Linked DNA regions of Homo sapiens: region 1 is linked to region 2. Evidence: chromatin loops called from intact Hi-C (ENCODE). Cell type or tissue: endothelial cell of umbilical vein. All regions are shown on one strand. Each heading gives the region's core, and the rest is flanking DNA. Links, peaks and the distances in the headings are about the cores only. Region 1 has its middle 390 kb from the start of LMCD1-AS1. Region 2 overlaps GRM7 (glutamate metabotropic receptor 7).

Region 1 (9,738 bases), core at 638-8,637, 1.1 Mb after region 2:
TTTGAGCTGGGACATCAGTCTTGTCCTAACCACACACTGGAACTTGCACCATCTGCTCTCTTGGTTCTCAGGCCTTCAGACTTGGATTAGAACTACACCACCGGCTCTCCAGGATCTGCAGCTTGTAGATGGCAGATTGTGGACATTCTCAGCCTTCATAATCATGTAAGCCAATTATTTAGAAGAAAATTCTCTCTGTACTATATGTGTGTATGTGTGTGTGTGTGTGTAACTGGTCCTGTTTCTTTGGAGTACCCTGAATAATACACTATATTTATATTTTTATTATCTGGAGAAATTATTCACTATGGAGATAATATATATACTATTATTTTATTTTTAATTTTTTTTCCTGGAGTTCCTCATTTTTATCCATTTCCTACTTGCTTTTATCATATGTCTGTTACTCTCTTGGGCTCTCTATTACATCAAATTTTTCTATTGACTTCCTGGGACTTCCAGCTCCTGCTCTGAATTATTTACTGTGCAACTACCATTTTGGGACTTCCCTTTAAGCTGTTCCTGTTCTGGACTCACTGTTTTTCAAATCTTATGCTCTCCTTTTTTTGGTACTGGTTCTGTGTTGGTCAGAATAGACTCCTTTATGCTGAAGTAACAACAACCTACAACCTCAATGGCTCAAAACCCCAAGTTTCATTGCCTACTCAGAGTGCACGTCCACTTCAGATTGGCGTGGCTCTGCCTGACTCTCCCATTCTCAGAACCAGGCTGACAGAGCAGCATGCTGCCTGGCAAAGGAAAAGAAAACTTGGCCCATTTTGCATTGGCTGTAAGACATTCCACTTGAAACTGATACATGTCACTTTTATGTACATCTCACTGGCCAAAGCAAGTCACATAGTTAAGTCTAACTTCAAAGAGGGGCAGATAAATGCAATCCTACTATGTGTCAAAGAAAAGACCTATTAGTAAACTGCCCTAATGACTACTATACTCGTTCATTTGCTTCATATCCTCAAGCAACTTTATAAAGAAATTACATATAGCATATAGGAGATAACATTCAAGCTCTTGCATGTCTGAAAATTGTCTGAGAATTTTCACTCTCATAAAGAAGTAATGAGGGCACTTGCTACTTCAGGTTATATTACAATCCACGAGGATCATAGGGAAGTAGGCCTTCTGAAAAAAAAAATAGGACCCAACAGAAGACAGGAAGTAGAGTAAGCATTGGAAAATTCAGATCATTTATTATCCCAAATAACTTGAAAAGATGGAAGTAGATTCAAACTTCTTTTGTTTGATTGTGGAAAAAGAAATTTAATCTTTTTTTTTAGAGCAAAGATTGGTGGATAGGAAAGTTCTAGAGTAGCCCTCTCCAATATAACTTTCCATGATGAGAGGAATATTCTATAATGTGTGCTACCCAATATTGTAACCACTAGCTGCATGTGGCTATTGAGTGCTTGGAATGTGGCTACTCTAAATTGTGGAATTGTGCCACATGGCTAGTATATTGGACAGAGCATTTCAAGAGATTTCAAAAGAAATGTAGATTTCAAAAGAATTTCAAAAGAAATTCAATAGGACAGTCTCAAAAATGACAATCTTACATTGCAGTCATAAAAAATTCTGAGGAGGAAAAAGGAGGAAAAAAGACTAAGACACTGGCACAGGCCCTGATGAGCTCACATATTAAAAGGGGCACACACAAAATATGGGAGGAGAGGTTATCACATATAAGAATAGCGACAGAATGAATGAACACAGTCATATAGTATAGACCAAATTTCTTGGTAAAACTTCTAAGAAAAACAAAAGATTTTTATTCTGTCTTTTGATAATGCAGAAGAAGAAAACGAACAAGGGTATAATGAGGTACGCTGCATGGGGTGACAGTGTGGTTACTCAGAAAAGAGAGGCATGTCCCAATGCTTTGCTTATCTTCGTCTTTCTTCCCAAGCAGACTATCAGTTGGTTTACAGATAAGGGGAAGAAATTTGTAGGAAAGCTCCTAGGTCTTCCAATGGAATTAAATTTTCTGGCCCAAACCTAAGGTCATGATTCTCAAAGTTGAAAGTACAAAATCATCACTTGGAGTCTTTGTTAATCATTCAAAGTACCCAGAAAAACATAGAGGGTCTAACTCCCAGAGAGTGTGGGATACTCTCAGGGATCACCATAAAGGTGCGCAGGATAAGTGCTAGAAAATCACTAACAGTATGACCGTCGAAGGGTCTCTAAAGTGGGCTGCGTGCACCCCTAACAGAAATGGAGGATGAAAATGTTAGACCTAATTAGCCGTGGTGTTTCTCTTTTCTTCTTGAGAGAATCTATGTATATACAAACATATCTTAATCTCTTTTCTCTCTTGACACAAATGGTAGCTTATTAAATATATTGGCCAGTATTGTGCTTTTTTTGGTTTTTTGTTTGTTTGTTTGAGACGGAGTCTTCCTTTGTCGCCCAGACTAGAGTGCAGTGGCGCAATCTCAGCTCACTGCAAACTCCGCCTCCCGGGTTCAAGCAATTCTCCTGCCTCAGCCACCTGAGTAGCTGGGATTACAGGCACGTGCCACCACACCCGGCTGACCCCGGTGAAACCCGGGGTTTCACCATCTTGGCCAGGCTGGTCTCAAACTCCTGATCTCATGATCTACCGGCCTTGGCCTCCCAAAGTGCTGGGATTACAGGCGTGAGCCATTGTGCTTGGCCTCAATATTGTGTTTTTTTCCCACTTAAAAATATAAGTTGTTGGCCGCTTCCTATAACACATATTTATCTGCCTCATTACTTTTAGATATAGAGAGGCAAGATGATGTAGGGGTTTTGAGCATCGACTCTGGGTTGAAATCCCCAGCTCTGTCACTTACTGGCTGTGTGACCTTGGCACTCTGGACCTTAGTTAGCTCATCTGTAAAGTGAAGGTAATAATAATAGTACCTATCTCATAGAGTTGAGTGAAGATAAAATGAGTTAATTTAAGAAAAGTAATTAGAACAGTGTCTCATATATGGTATTCTAGAAAAGGATCAGGTGATTCTGATGGTAGTGGGCCAGGTAACATACTTGGAGAATGTCTGTCCTAAAATAATGTAGTTTCATTCATTTATTCATATGTTAGGTATTTACCACATCAAATAATGAATATATAGAAGTGAATTCTTGCCTTCACAAAGCTGAGACTCCATCATAGCACAATCATGCAATATTGTCATCCCCACATCCACCCAATTAGTCTGGAAACCTGTGTTTCTTTTCTTCTCTATTTTCTTAATGGGATAATAAGGTATGCTCAGTAAATGCTTAACAATAGAAGTAATGGTAAATTTGTGATCATATAGACATGACCTCAAATACTGGTTATGCAACGGGGATTCAGGGACTCTAAAAATAAATGAAGATTTATAAAACCTGGCCACTCCTGGCAAACTTGTGAGGCTGAACCATCTTCTGGCTCAGACGTTCCCCTTTTCTCTGATCCTCTCTCCAGCCACAATTTACTTTGGAGACGAGGGTCTGATGCACTATCTCAGCAGAGAACCCCCCTGCCCCATGCTAAAATATCTCCTACCTTTCCCCAAATCTGGATAACTTAGCTCTTGCTCTCAGCCAAAGGTATCAGTCCCCAAAATTAACACAGCAAAATGTTGATGATTTGTAACTGTTTACTGTGCGTATGTGCCATTCCAAGAGAAGATGCTCATTAAAGCAGAAGCAATGAATTGCTTTATTGATTGAAATCTAAGCAAATTAATATCTAATAGTAAAGTTTTAGAAAGTATACTCTACTTCAAGGAACTCATTTTTGAATCCCGGACCTTTCCCGGGACTTTTACAGCATGTAGATGAATGTGGTCACTCTCGATAATAGCAACACCCCCCTCCCTCCATGCAGTTGCTAGTGCATTAAATCATACAAAACCTTAAACCTTCCACTTACTAAAACTCTCTGTGGGCTCGGTTCGCTATTCCTGTTTTATAAATAAGGAAACTGGGGTATGTCCGGTTTAAACAATGTGATTACACTCAAAATGCCAGAAAGGGACAGAGTCAGAATCCAAACTCTTATCTTTAGCCTTGAGTTCCAGTCCCCTTCCCACCTCATTATAGCCAATGGGGATAGAGACTACTCGGGGAAAGACTATTATCAACATAATCTGCCCTTTGTCTCGGAAAATCACACTCTCAGTCTGGTGGTTATCGTCATGAATCTAATCATCAGTTCCAGCATGCTGAACATGGCCATGATTGGTAAAATTCACACTGAAGCACAAAAAGGACGTCTGTCATCTCAACCGGAAATACAGTCCGGGTACAGCAAGCTTCCTAATTCAATAGCATTGGACCAGAAAGGCACCCTCTCTTTTCTGTAGCTTCAATGCCCTCCAGTGGGAAGATCTGACATTACACCCCAAAAGGACGGGCTGAATGGGGGCAGTGTTACTCACAGTCCTTTCTTAGAGTGTATGACATAACCCCAACTCATAAGCTACGATGTGCCTGAGAATAACTCAGCCTTATGCATTATTGCCACGATGGGTCACAGTCTCAGATTAAGATGTAGGAGCTTCCTTGCAGCCTCAGGATGCCGAATTATATCATAGATCATTTTGCCCCTTTATTTTGAATTGTGCATGATTCCTACATTTCAGGGGATTGCCTCCTTACACGCACAAACATCACACACACATCATAGAAAGCAACAGCTGGACCTGAAAGTTATCCAGCACAGAGATTGCAAACAGGAAAGACTGGGACTGTGGAAGTGTTTTGCATGCCCTGCACAACGTTTTACTTGTTTATATGCTATTTTTCTAAAATAAATTTAAATGCTTCTAGGTAGATTTGCACTCTCCAGTTGCTCACAGTTTTTACCACTTCATATTGGCTTAGTTTGGTTTCCCCAAAGCCGATTCAAAACAAGGTCTTGTATACAGGAACTTAATTTGGGAGAGTACCTAAGGAGGTAGTGAGGGGGAAGGGAGAGTGACACAGGAGGACAGAAATGCCAATAAAGGGCATGCCAATAATGGGCTGAATCATGTGTGCCCCAAATCTATTTGTTTAAGTCCTAACCCCCAGTACCTCAGCATGTAACTGCATTCGGAAGTAAGACCTTTAAAGAGGTAATTAAGATGAAATGAGGGCATATGAATGGACCCCGAAGCAATATGATGGGTGTCTTTACAAAAAGAGATTAGGATAAAGATGAGTACAGAGAGAACACGGTATGAAGACACAGGGGGAAGGAAGCCATCTACAAGCCAAGGAGAGGCCTCAGAATAAACCAACCCTGCCAACACCTTTATCTCCACTTCCCTCCTCTGGGACTGTGAGACCATCTACTTCCATTGTTTAAGCCTGTAGTACTGTGTTATAACAGCCCTGGCAAGCTCAGACAGGGTATGTGAATGAGGGGCCACTACTGTGGGCAGCTGGGGTTTAGTCCTGCCAAGGGCCCTGAGAAATTTCAGGGACGATACCTCAGAATTATGTCAGCAGAGCAGTGGGAGGCTGGGGCATTTGTCCTGAGACTGGTCCCCCTTGGCGGAGGGCTGGTCCCATCCCTGTAGCATTAACTCCCCTGCATTTCCAGGTTGCCCTGTGAATTAGGGAGTGGGAACACCCACAGGCAGAAAAGCAGGCAGTTGGAGTGAGAAGCATATGGAATGTTAGAGGGAATTGTCCACCTACCCTGCTGGAATCTCAGAGATGGGCCAGGGGACACAGCTGAGTATCCACCGCACCTGCCACACTATTATCTCACAGCTAAATGCTTTGCACATTTCCCAATCACGTGGCTTCTAAGTGACTCACAATAGCAGCCTCTCCATCATAAACACCCATCCCCTGGACTCAAGCGCAACTTTCTTCTTGCTTTTCAGGGCTCGTCCCAAGTGGATCTTTCAGAAAGCCCTTCTCTGACCACAATATAGTGCTAGTGCCACCGCTGCCCACCCCGTGGTGTGCTAGACTCGTCCAACTTAGAATCACCACTACTCCCTGCAAGTGTGTCCATGGTGCTAAACATCCCCAAGTATTTGTATATAGTGCTTTGTACAGGGTGATTTATGTGCATTCATGTGATGGTTCAGAATCTCAACGAGAGGACGATGTTTGCCACTGCTGTACAGAAAAAGGTATGTGACAGCTACCAGCTTATCTTTTACATTGATCAATTTGTCATATCCCCCTTTCAATGGTATGGATTGTTCCTTTAGTATTTGGGCAAAGCCAATGCTAATGACCTTGCATTGAGTGCTGCTTTCAGAGCTACAAGGTGCTTTCATATGCATCGTTTCAGGAGGCCCTCAAACAAGCTGATGAAATAACAGTAGCAAGGCAACACTACCGCACATTATACAAACTTGGAAAACAGAGGCCAGGGCAGTGTGTGATGTGTCCCAAGGTCACCTGACAAGGTTCTGACAGACCCACAGTGAGATCACAGGTCTCCAGTTTCTTGGCTTAGAGGCCTTCAATTTGCAGATTCTGGTAGGAAACATAAAGTCTCCTTTCACAAGCAACATAGGATGATGGAAAAAAAAAAAAAAACAGCATCAAATCTGGCTTCCAGGAACTTCCCCTTGAGAACTTGACTCTTCCATTGGCTAGATCTTCCTCTTTTCATTGAAATTGTTTCGTTATTTGGTGAACAATGGGTTTTCAGCTGCTACCGTGCAATTAAGCTCCTTGCTGATTGAAAAAGAAATTATATGATAGCATACTGGAGTGGCTTATTGCTCCTCCCATGAAGAATCTATGGGCTTGTTTTCCTAAGGTTTGTTTTCTATCTAAATGACGTCACAAATTAGTAGTCAACGATTGCACTTGTAATCATGCCAAAGGCATCCCAGCTTCTCTCTGTCAGGCCTCTGAGCCCAAGCTAAGCCATCACATCCCCTGTAACCTGCACGTACACATCCAGATGATCGGTTCCTGCCTTAACTGATGACATTCCACCACAAAAGAAGTGAAAATGGCCTGTTCCTGACTTAACTGATGACATTGTCTTGTGAAATTCCTTCTCCTGGCTCATCCTGGCTCAAAAGCTCCCCCACTGAGCACCTTGTGATCCCCACTCTGCCCGCCAGAGAACAAACCCCACCCTTGACTGTAATTTTCCTTTACCTACCCAAATCCTATAAAATGGCCCCACCCCTATCTCCCTTCGCTGACTCTCTTTTCGGACTCAGCCCACCTGCACTCAGGTGAAATAAACAGCCATGTTGCTCACACAAAGCCTGTTTGGTGGTCTCTTCACACGGACGCACATGAAACTCTCTTTGCGCTTTCCCTACTCCACACAGTAACCAGAGTGATCCTTTGAAACCATATGGCAGCCCCTGTCACTGCTTTGCACAGAATCTTCCAGTAGCTTCCCATTACAATAAGAGGAAAAGTCAAAATCATTACTAGACCCTGGACAATCTTCTCTCAGCTCCCCACGTCTCTCAGATCTCATCTGCTCATCTGCTCCTCCCTCTCCTAATCATTCTGCTCTAGCCTCACCAGCCTCCTAACTACATTTACAACATTTTTTAACACACCAAATGTATGTGTGTGCAGGACTTTTGCACTTACTGTTTTCTTTGCTGGAACTCTCTCCCAGGTTTATACATGCCTGCCCCTTTATCTCCTTCAGGTCTGCTTAAATGTCATCTTTCCAATGTGCTCTTCTAGCAAGGAAAGGATTTGCTTGTTTGGTTTGCTGCTGAATGCTCAGCTGCTAGAATACTCAATACATATTCATTGAACCATTAGAATGAATTTTATACACACACACAGACACATACACACACACACACACACACACACACATATATGTATATATAGTGTTTGCTGTATACCTTATTTAAAATAATTTATGTGAGGAGTCTAAACTTATGCAATGGATATATTATGACCCTCTCCACTATAAAAGTCTTAGATACTGACATTGTCTATTACAGAGAAGTATGTGTAGTTTCTGACGCTGGCAGAGAGAGACAAACAGCCAGTGAAACTTCATGTTCAAACATTAGTAGGAACTACTCACTGTCAGTAGTACAAATAAGACAGTGAGAAATCAGGTCTTGATTTATATACAACCCTTTAAATCTAACTTTTCATAGTCTGAGGTTGCATAATATTCTGTATGTAACTTAAATCTCTCATATTGACTGTTCATCAAGGATCTACTCTTTGGTTAAACCAAAAAAGGTAAAATGAATGCTCTTAAAAAGGCCACTGTTTTGTTTTGTGTTTCTTCAGAGCAGACTCTGAGAAAAGAACTGGAGGGCACATAATTTATTTGGGAGGGGATCCCCGGAAACAAGACAAGATAAAGGTGGGATGAGACAGGGAAAGGAAAAATGCCGATAAAAGGACTTTTAATAAGCAAATGATGACTGAGGACATGCGGAACTGAGTCTCCTTGGGAACTCTGGGAGGCTGGGTAGGAAATGCCTCCAGGAAAGGAGGATGCTTAGTGGTCTCAGTAGTAGAGGCGCATGCAGTGGGCTATATAGCCTGGAGGAGGGAGAAACCATTTCTGTAGAGAGAGCTTCTGGAGACATCCAAAGGAGGTGATTCTCAAGAGATATGCCAGAGATGACGGAGCAGGGCAGTCAGGCCCTGGAGGAAGCACAAACGGCCATTAGAGATGTCAACTCACATACCTGGCTATTCTAGACATGGGACTATTTCTCCAATAGTTGAATTTAATTTTTCCTTGAACTTGTATTCACTATCATTTCTTGGCCTTTTGGCTAAGATCAAGTGAACCTGCACCCACTGGAAGGCAGACAATCAGTTTATTTTATTGCTCCCCTCTGTCTCACTCCAGGGATTTGCAGAAGCCCCAAAGAGAATAAGGGAAGTGGAAAAATCTGATTCTCTGTTTTGGGGTTCTAGTGGTTTAATTTTATAGGTCAACTTGGCTGGGCCACTGCATACAGATATTTGGTCAAACATTAGTTTGGATGCCACTGAGAAGGCATTTTTAAAATGAGATTAACATTTAAATTAGTAGCCTGAATAAAGCAGATTATGCTCCATCATGGGAGCAAATCTCATCCAATCAGTTGAAGCCCTAAACAGAAAACCAACTGACCTCCCCATAGGAAGAGAGAATTCTGCCTGGAGATGGCTTCTAGACTAGAGCTGCAACATCATTCTCTGAGTCTCCAGCCTACAGCACTGCCATGCAGAATTTGGACTTGCTGGCCTCCACAGTCATGTGAACCACTTCCTTAATCTCCTCTCTCTCTCTCTCTCTTTCTCACTCTCTTTCTCTGTCACTTTCTCTCTCTCTTTAAAATATATATAATCTATGAGATTTGCTACCTCACCAGCCTCAGCCAAAGATGCTCTGGCTTGGAGTCCCCAAACTTACATTTTCATTTTCCAGCCCCTTGCCAGAACACACTGGGGAATGGGTTTGCAAAGTGTGTGGAAGGGAGAAGAGAGGGGGCTTTCACAGGGGCTATGCTAGCAAATCACTGATTCCCCTCAGGCATCCCATCCCTCTCCACAATCTTCAGCTGTCACTTGCTTATCCTGTTTTCTTTTTCTTGTTTTTTGTTTGTTTGTTTCCTTGTAGAATTTTTTAAATTTTATTTTAATTGTAAATTGGCAAATTATAATTGAATATATTTATGGGATACAAAGTGATGTTATGATTTATAAATACAACGTGGAATAATAAATCAAGCTAATTAATGTATTTATCACCTCAAATACTTATTCCTTTTTGTGGTGAGAACATTTAAAATTTACTCTCTTAGTTATTTT
Region 2 (9,738 bases), core at 971-8,970:
CTATTTTTTCCCAAATCTTGGAAAGATGTTGGTCCCCCAGCCTTGTATTTTAGTCTGTTGCTTCCTTAACATTTGAAAATTCCATGAGAAGAAAAGAAAAACTTTAAAAGGAAGCAAATAAATCTAATGGCAGTATTTCATGGACTCTTAAGGGGAGTTAGAAAATGGTATTTTTTGAATTTCTCTAAGTCTGTTAATACTGGGTTGGGAGATGGGTGTTAGGAATCACATATAAATACAAAATAAACCTTTTTTGTTCATTTTTCTTCTCCTTAGCAAATCATCAGGCATCCAGGCTTTTTAGTTATTACTATCGACATGGCTCCATGGAGGGAGAGGGTTTCATGGACGGGGGCTGAGTTGGCTTGGGGTGAGATGTCTCTGACTGTGAATTTTTAACAAATGCTGGGTTTTCATTATCTGTCAAACCTGCTTTTTCATTTTTCTTTACATAGATCTATTCATTATCTTCACACTCTCCAATTAGTACCTCATTCTCTTCATGATCTGCCATAAAATACAGGTTCTTTCTGCAGGATTTGCTTATTTCTCCCCAACATTCCTCCTTTCCTAGTGAGATGTGCTTTCTCTTTAGTTTTTAATGTTTGAAAAAGCTAATCAACTCCAAAGTCTTCATTAAATCTCTTTGAGAGACTGACTGGGATTCTTCCTTGGAGCTTTATGTTCCTGTGGCCCAGGACTGCTTAAAGGTCACAAGAGGCCAGGAGCGGTGGTAGGAGCCTATAGTCCCAGCGCTTTGAGAGGCAAAGATAGGAGAATTGCTTTAGCCCAGGAGTTCCAGGCTGCCGTGAGACATGATCACGCCACTGCACTCCAGCCTGGGTGACAGAGCCAGACTCTGTCTTAATGCATACATACATACATACATACATGCACACACACACACGGATGCCCTCTTACCAACCTGCACCCTTAGTTTACTCCCATTGTGCATGAGATTACTTCTTCCCTGTCTGCTACTCTAGATTTGAAATTCCACAAAAGCAGCCAATGTGTGAGTGCTGATAAAGAATGAATGAACCTATGAATGAGACTTTTACACCACGTAAACTTGCTCTTCCTCTTTACTCCCAGATGAGTTGGGGGAACTTCTTTCTCCACCCTTTCCCACCGGACTGATTGCTTTCAGCAACCTTTGGACCTAATCCCTAGAGCTAAGGAGAAACGCTTGACTGCAAGCAAAAAAATGTGAACGTTGCAAGAACAAATTTAGTATTCGAAGCAAATGAGAACATAAGATTGTAGAGAGGGGATATGTAAGGTGAGGAGAGAAGACAAAAAATCACTGAAATACAGCTAAAGTTAAGAGTCAGTGAAGAAGAGGCACAAACAAGATTTGAGAAAGAAGAAGAAAAATGGGTCATACCCCACAAGCCAAGAGAATGGAGTTTTAAATTTTTTTCCAACTTTATTGAGGAATAATTGACAAAAATTCTCTTGATTTAAGGTATAGAAAGTGCTGATTTGATATAAATATATATTGTGAAATGATTACCACAACCAAACTAATTAACACATCCATTCTGTTAGTTACCATTTGTGCATGCACATGTGTGTGTGGTGAAAACACTTTAAATCTATTCTCAGCAAATTTCAAGTATATAATACAGAATTATTAATTACAGTCACTATGCTGTACGTTAGATATCTAGAACATATTCCTCTTTTAACCAAAATTTTGTACCCTTTGACTAACATCTCCCTATTCCCTACCTCGCAGCTCCTTGCAACCAGTTTGTTTTATGTTCAAAAAGGAAAAAAAAAAAACTATCAATGCCATCTGCCACAGAGAAGTCACGTAAGGACAGAAAAAACTAATTTATACGTTAGTCACAGAAAGAAAGAAGAAAGGCAGAAGTGGAAAGAGAAAGAGAGGATGAGGTGTAGCCGTAGGCTGAGGGTGCTGTAATCTCAAAAGTAGGCTTTTGTCCAGGAAAATGACTCTTAGTATTCCTTTCTGGGCCTGTCTATTGTGCTACATGCTCTTTGACATGATTTACTACTATTCAATACACTCAATTCAACAAGTACTTATTGCATCTCTACATAAACCAGCCTGTGCTTTGATTTTTAGGAGTCCTTAAAGATAAATATTTAACCTGAAATCACTTACAGTCAAGTAGAAGAGATAATATGCACATACGTTTAACTGCAGTGTAATGCAGAATTGGACACAAATCACAAAAACAAGAACAAATTGCCTTTGTGAGCTGATAAGTGGGTAAGGCCACTCCTTCATATCAATAATGCTGCCTGCAGGGAACAGAATCCAATTTAGATGATTCAGGAAACGTTAATAAAGGAACTATTTACAGAGCTGTGGATAGGTTCAAGGGCGATAACATGGAATGAAGTTGATGAGACTAGCAATTAAAGAAAGCTGTTAGCAACCTTGGGCTTACAGGGGCCAAAAGAGGAAATAGTGTGACTGAAACCCAGTAAGGGATAGAGACATGGAAAAGTGCTGCCCCACAGGAGCCATAACCATGAAGAAAAGCAGCCACTGCCAGAAAAAAATGGCTTAGAACAACAAGAGTTGGAGAAAGAGTTACTTCCAGCTCCTTCTCCTCCCACCCTCTGATGTCTTACTGCTAGGTCCCATTGGTCAAGCCAAATGTGAAGTCAGCTCATTTGAGAAGGTAGATAGCCCAGTCAATGAGACAATGCAGCACCCTGTGACACAGATCAGGGCAGAGAAAGATAGGAGAGAGACCTGAGGATAAGCAAATAGAGATTTCCGTTTTCATACTGTTAATAAAGACATAACCAAGACCGGATAATTTATAAAGGAAAGAGGTTGAATTCACTCAGTTCAGCATGGCTGGGGAAGCCTCAGGAAACTTACAATCATGGCAGAAGCGAAAGCAAACATGTCTTTCTTCAGATGGCAGCAGGAAAGAAAACAAGAATGAGAACTGAGTGAAGGAGAAGCCCCTTATAAAAGCATCAGATCTCGTGAGAACTTACTATCATGAGAATCCCATGGGGGAAACGGCCCTCATGATTCAATTACCTCACACCAGGTCCCTCCACAACATGTGGGAATTATGGGAACTACAATTCAAGATGAGATTTGGGTGGGGACACAGCCAAACCATATTAGACCCCTTCTTGGAGGTATCAAAAAGGAGCAGGTATGATACAAGCCTTCGAACAAATATAACATACCATGTTATGGCATTCCCAGAGGTGTAGACAGACTGAGAAAAAGCAAAGAAGTGGAAACTCAAAGACAGTAATTCAGATTAGCTCAAATACATGGTGTGCGTCCAGTAAGTGGTCTTAAGAGAGTGTAGAAGAAAGCATTAGATGCCCAGTTGGGTGGCTTGTACTGTAGTTGGTGATTTAATGGTCTTAACTTGAAAAGAAAAGCATATTGAAACAACTAATCTGGCATCAGAAAAGACAGCCTGGAGGTGGTAGAGACTCTATTCAGAGAAGCCAGTTAGGAGCATATTGCAGCATTCAAGCTAAGCAACTATGTTGGTCTGAAAAGGATGTTGGCAATGGAAAGAAATAATGAAATTATGGTGTTCAAGCAAACAGGGCTTAACGATGGATTACATATAGAAGGAGATGTAAAAATAAGGGCTTTAATTTATGTTCTTCCATGGCACACAGAAGGAAGTCAGCAGAAAATAGAACTGAGGGAAGAAGGGATGAATTCATTTTCAGCTACTTGTGCTGGGAGGTGCAGGATTTGGGAATGGAGCACAGGCTGAAGTTGTACATTTGGGACTCAACTGCATAGAGATCATAGTTGCCTAAAAGAGATTAGAGTTGCCAAAAATAGAAAACGATAATTGATTTATTAGTGGAAATTTGGCAAATAACATCTTAGTAATGTGATCATATAAAGGGATCAGTTCAAGATATAGAAGAGGGATATTGAAGTAGGAGAAGAAAGGAAGAAAATATTGAGCCAATAGAGGCCATCGAAAGAGGCATTTTCAAGGTAAAATATTTCTAAAAAGAATCAGGACAGAGAAAGGTTGTTGGATTGTGCAATTATGTAAATTACTATTTCAGAGACTTTGATGGTGAAGGAGCAATGTGGGTAGAGATCTACAGACCCTATGCAGGGAGGTGACATGGGAAGGAATGTGGTTTTGTTTCTCCGATAAAGGAAACCTGAGCATGTTAGCTGGGAGAGGGGAAACAATTCTCTTACTGTCATATTTTCTCCCTGTTTTCATGTTAATGAAACATAGTCTTAGTTGCCCTTAATAAACTGTAGTAACAATGTTCAAAGAGTCCACAGGAGGGAGACACTACTTTCTAAACTGACCCTATGAGTAGTTACATTGCCACAATATCTCAATGCTTAAGGTAGAAAGCTGAAGCTGGTTTTTGTTGTTGAATTTTTTTTAAAAGAACGTTGGTCAGATGTTTATTCTGGACATGGTGATTCCTTAAACTATTACAGCTTTTTTTTCTTAGAGACAATTTATTGCTTGCTGAACAGGTTTTATTTTTCCTTTGTGGACTTCAGCCAGTGATAGAAACAAAATCTTTTCCAATATCTTTTTAGTAATTGTACCACCTGACCATATAGTAGGTGCTTTAAAAATAATTGTTGTTGTTTTTCTGAAGTCTTTCATGGTGAACTTGTGCATTTGGATGATTCGGCCAAATTGGGTTTTGTATTTCTATGCGGAAAGGGAGATTTTATTTATGGATGTACCACAGCTATTTCCAGTTCTTCACGGGCTACACTTTCACATCATAGGTTACACTTTACCATCCTGTAATTAGTCAGAATCACATGACTGGCTTTGGCTAATAAAAAGTAAGTAGAAGAGATGCATTTCAGAGTTGGTACACCACTTTCCACACGCTCTTATTCATTGGTAAATGCTTGTTGGCATCATAAAAGGATGGTGACTTATTCATCCCTGATCCCTAAGGAACATAATCTTTCTCAGCCAATCTATTTTTGTCACGAGACATGAGTGATAAATGCATTTTATTTGGATAAGTAATAGTCACCAGACTTTTTCTGTAAAAGGCAGGATATTAAATATTTTCAGCTTTGTAGGCAACATGATCTCTATTCCAACTACTCAAGTTTGTCATTTTAGCTAGGGTAGCACAAATAATGGTCATAGACAAAAATTAAATTAATGGACATGTCTGTGTTGCAAGAATACTTTTCTTATAAAAGCAGACGGCGGTCAGATTCAGCCCATGAGCCATAATGTACTGACACCTGTTTTAAACCTCTGAGGTGTTGAGGTTGTTACAGCAGTATAACCTAGACTATACTGCCTAACTACTATTACACTTTACAAAGGAAATTTGTTAGAGTACTGAATGGATGCAATGGCAATTTTGTACTTTGCTATGAAAATATTTGTTAAAATAGGACCATGTGAAATTGATTTGGTTTTGGAGCTTTATTTAATCTAACTGAATCATATCAAGAATCAAAGAAATAATCACATAAAATTGAATTGGAACAGCTATTTTTAAAGCAGGCTGAACATTTAGAAATTTTCCCAAAATTGAACACAGAAAAAAAGAAAAGAAATTATTTTTGAAAGGCTATAGTGATCACCACAGAAGTAGTACCAAGAGAACACATATAAGCAAGGGACCATGGGAAGAAGTTTCCTGACTTCTTATCACTTAAACCCTAATTTTAATAGTAATTGAGTTCAAATTTTAATTATAGAGGTTTAAAAAGATGTGAAAGGTAAGCTTCTGTACACTACTGATTTTCTATTTTTTGAGTTTAGTACTGTTGCATAGGTATGCTCACTTCATGAAAACGCATCCAGCCATACATATGCCTGATGACATGTCCTTTTCTGTGTTTATAATTCTACAATATATTTTTTTTTGAGACAAAGTCTTGCTCTGTCACCCAGGCTGGAATGTAGTGGTGCAATCTCGGCTCACTGCAACCTCCTCCTCCCGAGTTCAAGCAATTCTCCTGCCTCAACCTCCCAAGTAGCTGGGACTACAGGCGCCCGCCACCAAGCCTGGCTCAATTTTTGTATTTTAAGTAGAGATGGGATGTCACCGTGTTTGCCAGGATGATCTCGAGGCAGAGACCTCGTGATCCACCTGCTTCGGTCTCCCAAAGTGCTGGGATTACTGACATGAGCCACCATGCCTGGCCTAATTCTACAAATTTTTAATAGAATTATTTCAAAAACCAAAGTGAAGGAAATCATTTCTGAAGTGTTCATAACAAACGAACGATTTAGTTTTAAGAGTAATTTGTAAAGTGTGATTGTTATGTCAGTAAACTCCAGCATCCTGTGATCCAGTCAGGAGTTCTCTGGACAATGTCATACTATTGGGAGTTTGCTCCTGAACGCTGTTTTCTAAAAACATGCTTCTTTTGGGTAAAACGTCACAACTTATGGATATCTGTTTGAAGATAAAATGACCCAACTTCTCCCATGAGTAGTGAGAGCCATCTCAGCCAAATTTATTGCATCCCTCAAATTTTCTGTCACAAAAGCAAAGGGTATCTTCCTTCCCTTTAGTCTTTATTTCTTATCTCCCTTCTGTCATTCATGTTGCTGATTTCTTTCTTCCTGTAAACAGAAACCTGAGCCAAGGATTCCTTATGGGAGCTGGAGGGTCTTACTCACCAGAATCAAAATCCCTGACAAACCAATCCCTGCAGCTCAACAAAAAGCTAGTGAATTGACAAGCACAGAACAAAGTCTGGAAGGAAAAACATCCATGCAATTCCCTGTCCTACCTACAAACATACGGAATCCAGATGAAATGCTTCGGAATGGAAAAGTGTCAGGTACTTGCAGTGTAGTAAGAAGTTATGATTAAAAAGCAAGAAAAATGTTAGTAATCTTAGAATCCTGTATTTATTTTTTCTCTCTGTGAGAGAAGATAAACATTTAATATGGATACGCTGAATTAATTGTTCCATAGCTCATTTGGCCTCTTATTTCTTTTCTTTTTTTTAATTTCCAAGCTGGTTTTATTAGCTACATTCAATAATTAATATTTTCTTGGTCAGGTGCCATTACAGAGGCGACTTTTCTAAAGTGATAATTTATTTTATTATCTTTAATAGAAACTTCGGCTTAATATTTGTATTAATTTATTGTCACCCTTCTATAAAGACATACCCATAACTAGGTAATTTATAAAGGAAAGAGGTCTATTTGACTCACAGTTCTGCAGGGCTGGGGACACCTCAGGAAGCTTACACTCACAGTAGAAGGGGAAGCAACATGTCCTTCTTCACATGACAGTAGCAAGGAGAAGTGCAGAGCAAAATGGGGGAAAGCCCCTTATAAAGCCATCAGATCTTGTGAGAACTCACTCACTATCATGAGAATAGCATGGAGGTAACTGCCCCCATGATTCAATTACCTCCCACCTAGTCCTTCCCACAACATGTGGGGATTATGGGAACTACAATTCAAGATGAGAGGTGGGTGGGGACACCACCAAACCATATAATTCTGCTCCTGGCACCTCCCAAATGTCATGTCCTCACATTTCAAAACACAAACACACCTTCCCAACAGTTCCCCAAAGTCTTAACTCATTCCAGCATTCGTCCAAAAGTTCAAGTCCAAAGCCTAATCTCTGACAAGGCAAGTTCTTTCATCCCATAAGTCTGTAAAACCAAAAGCAAGTTAGGGCCAGGTGTCTGTAATCCCAGCACTTTGGGAGGCTGAGGAGGGCAGATCACCTAAGGTCATGAGTACGAGACCATCCTGGCCAATATGGTGAAACCCCATCTCTACTAAAAATATAAAATTAGCTGGGTGTGGTGGCCTGCACCTGTAATACCAGCTACTTGGGAGGTTGAGGCAGGAGAATCACTTGAACCCACAAGGTGGAGGTTGCAGTGAGCCAAGATTGCATCATTGCACTCCAGCCTGGGCAAAAACAGCAAATCTCCATCTCAAAAAAAAAAAAAAAAAAAAGCAGGTTAGTTACCTCCTAGATACAATGAGGGTACAGGCATTGGTTAAATACACCCATTCCAAATGGGAGAAATTGACCAAAACAAAGGGGCTACAGGCCCCATTCAAGTTGGAAATCCAATAGGGCAGTAATTAAATCTTAAAGCTTAGAAATAATCTCCTTTAACTTGGTCATGCTGATGCAAGAGGTGGGCTGTCATGACCTTGGGCAGCTCTGGCCCTGTGGCTTGGCAGGGTACAGTCCCCCCCAAAGTTGCTTTCATGGGCTGGTGTTGAGTGTCTGTGACTTTTCCAGGCACACAGTGCAAGCTGTCAGTGGATCTACCATTCTGAGGTCTGGAAAATGGTGATCCTCTTCTCAGAGTTCCACTAGGCAGTGCCCCAGTGGGGACTGAGTGTGGGGGCTCCAACTCTGCATTTCCCTTCTGCACTGCCCTAGCATAAGTTCTCCCTGAGGGCTCTGCTCCTGCACCAAACTTCTGCCTGGGCATCGAGGTGTTTCCATACATCCTATGAAATCTAGGTGGAGGTTTCCAAACCTCAATTGTTGACTTCTGTGTACCTGCAGGCTCAACGCCACATGAAAGCTGCCAAGGCTTGTGGCTTTCACCCTCTGAAGCCATGGCCTGAGCTGTACCTTGGCCCCTTTTAGCCAGAGGTAGAGCAGCTGGGATGCAGGGCACCATGACCCTAGGCTGCACAAAGCAGCAAGGCCCTGGGCCCAGGCCCTGAAACCATTTTTTCCTCCTAGGCCTCTTGGTCTGTGATGGAGAAGCTGCCAAGAATGTCTCTGACATGCCCTAGAGACATTCTCCTCATTGCCTTGGTGATTAACATTTGGCTCCATGTTACTTCTGCAAATTTCTGGAGCAGGCTTGAAATTCTCCCCAGAAAATGGGTTTTCTTTTCTATTGCATTGTCAGGCTGCAAACTTTCCAAATTTTTTTTGCTCTGCTTGCTCTTGAACACTTTGCCACTTAGAAATTTCTTCTGCCAGATACCTAAATCATCTCTCTCAAGTTCAAAGTTCCACAAATCTCTAGGGCAGGGGGAAAATGCTGCCAGTTTCTTTGCGAAATCATAGCAAGAATCACCTTCATTAAAGTCCCAACAAGTTCCTCATCTCCATGTGAGAACACCTCAGCATGGACTTCATTGTCCATATCACTGTCAGCATTTTGGTCAAAGTCATTCAACAGGTCTCCAAGAAGTTTCAAACTTTCCCACATCTTCCTGTCTTCTGAGCCTTCCAAGTCTCTAGGAAGTTCCAAACTTTCCATTTTCCTGTCTTCTTTGGAGCCCTCTAAACTGTTCCAACCTCTGCCTGTTTCCCATTTCCAAAGTTGCTTCCACAATCGGGTACCCTTATAGCAGCACCCCACTCTCTGCAGTACTAATTTACTTTGTCCATTCTCATGGTGCTATAAGGACACATCTGAGACTGGGTAATTTATAAAGGAAAAAGGCTTAATTGACTCACAGTTCTGCAGGGCTGGGGATGCCTCAGGAAACTTACAATCATGGTGGAAGAGGAAGCAAACACAACCTTCTTCACGTGGCAGCAGCAAGGAGAAGTGCAGAGTGAAGGAAGGGAAAAGCCCCTTATAAAACCACCAGATCTCATGAGAACTCATTCACTATCACGAGAACAGCATGGAGGTAACTGACCCCATGATTCAATTACCTCCCATTGGATGCCTCTCAAGACAATTGGGGATTATGGGAATTGCAATTCAAGATGAGATTTGTGTGGGGACACAGCCAAATCATATCAATATTTTAGTAGCATAAATGAATATAA

Evidence for each region. Peaks named below come from ENCODE experiments on the same cell type or tissue, not always from the same donor. Only the 100,000 strongest peaks of a DNase experiment are listed, where the experiment ranks them.
Region 1: a loop joins it to region 2, with 14 times the contacts of the local background. A loop is called at or near these places in 2 of 110 quality-filtered maps.

Annotation. Positions count from the first base shown.
Region 1 is chr3:8,107,041-8,116,778 of GRCh38, forward strand. No RefSeq gene overlaps it. Among named protein-coding and RNA genes, the nearest start is that of LMCD1-AS1, 390 kb to the right of the region's middle. RefSeq lists an enhancer at 6,571-7,144. In endothelial cell of umbilical vein, for the core only: a CTCF peak has its summit at 4,365 (motif pointing left); a DNase peak (open chromatin) is centred at 4,341; H3K4me3 peaks cover 398 bases; H3K27ac peaks cover 603 bases.
Region 2 is chr3:6,990,203-6,999,940 of GRCh38, forward strand. All of the region lies in intron 1 of GRM7 (glutamate metabotropic receptor 7), which reads left to right. Among named protein-coding and RNA genes, the nearest start is that of GRM7-AS2, 100 kb to the left of the region's middle. In endothelial cell of umbilical vein, for the core only: a CTCF peak has its summit at 4,279; a DNase peak (open chromatin) is centred at 4,299.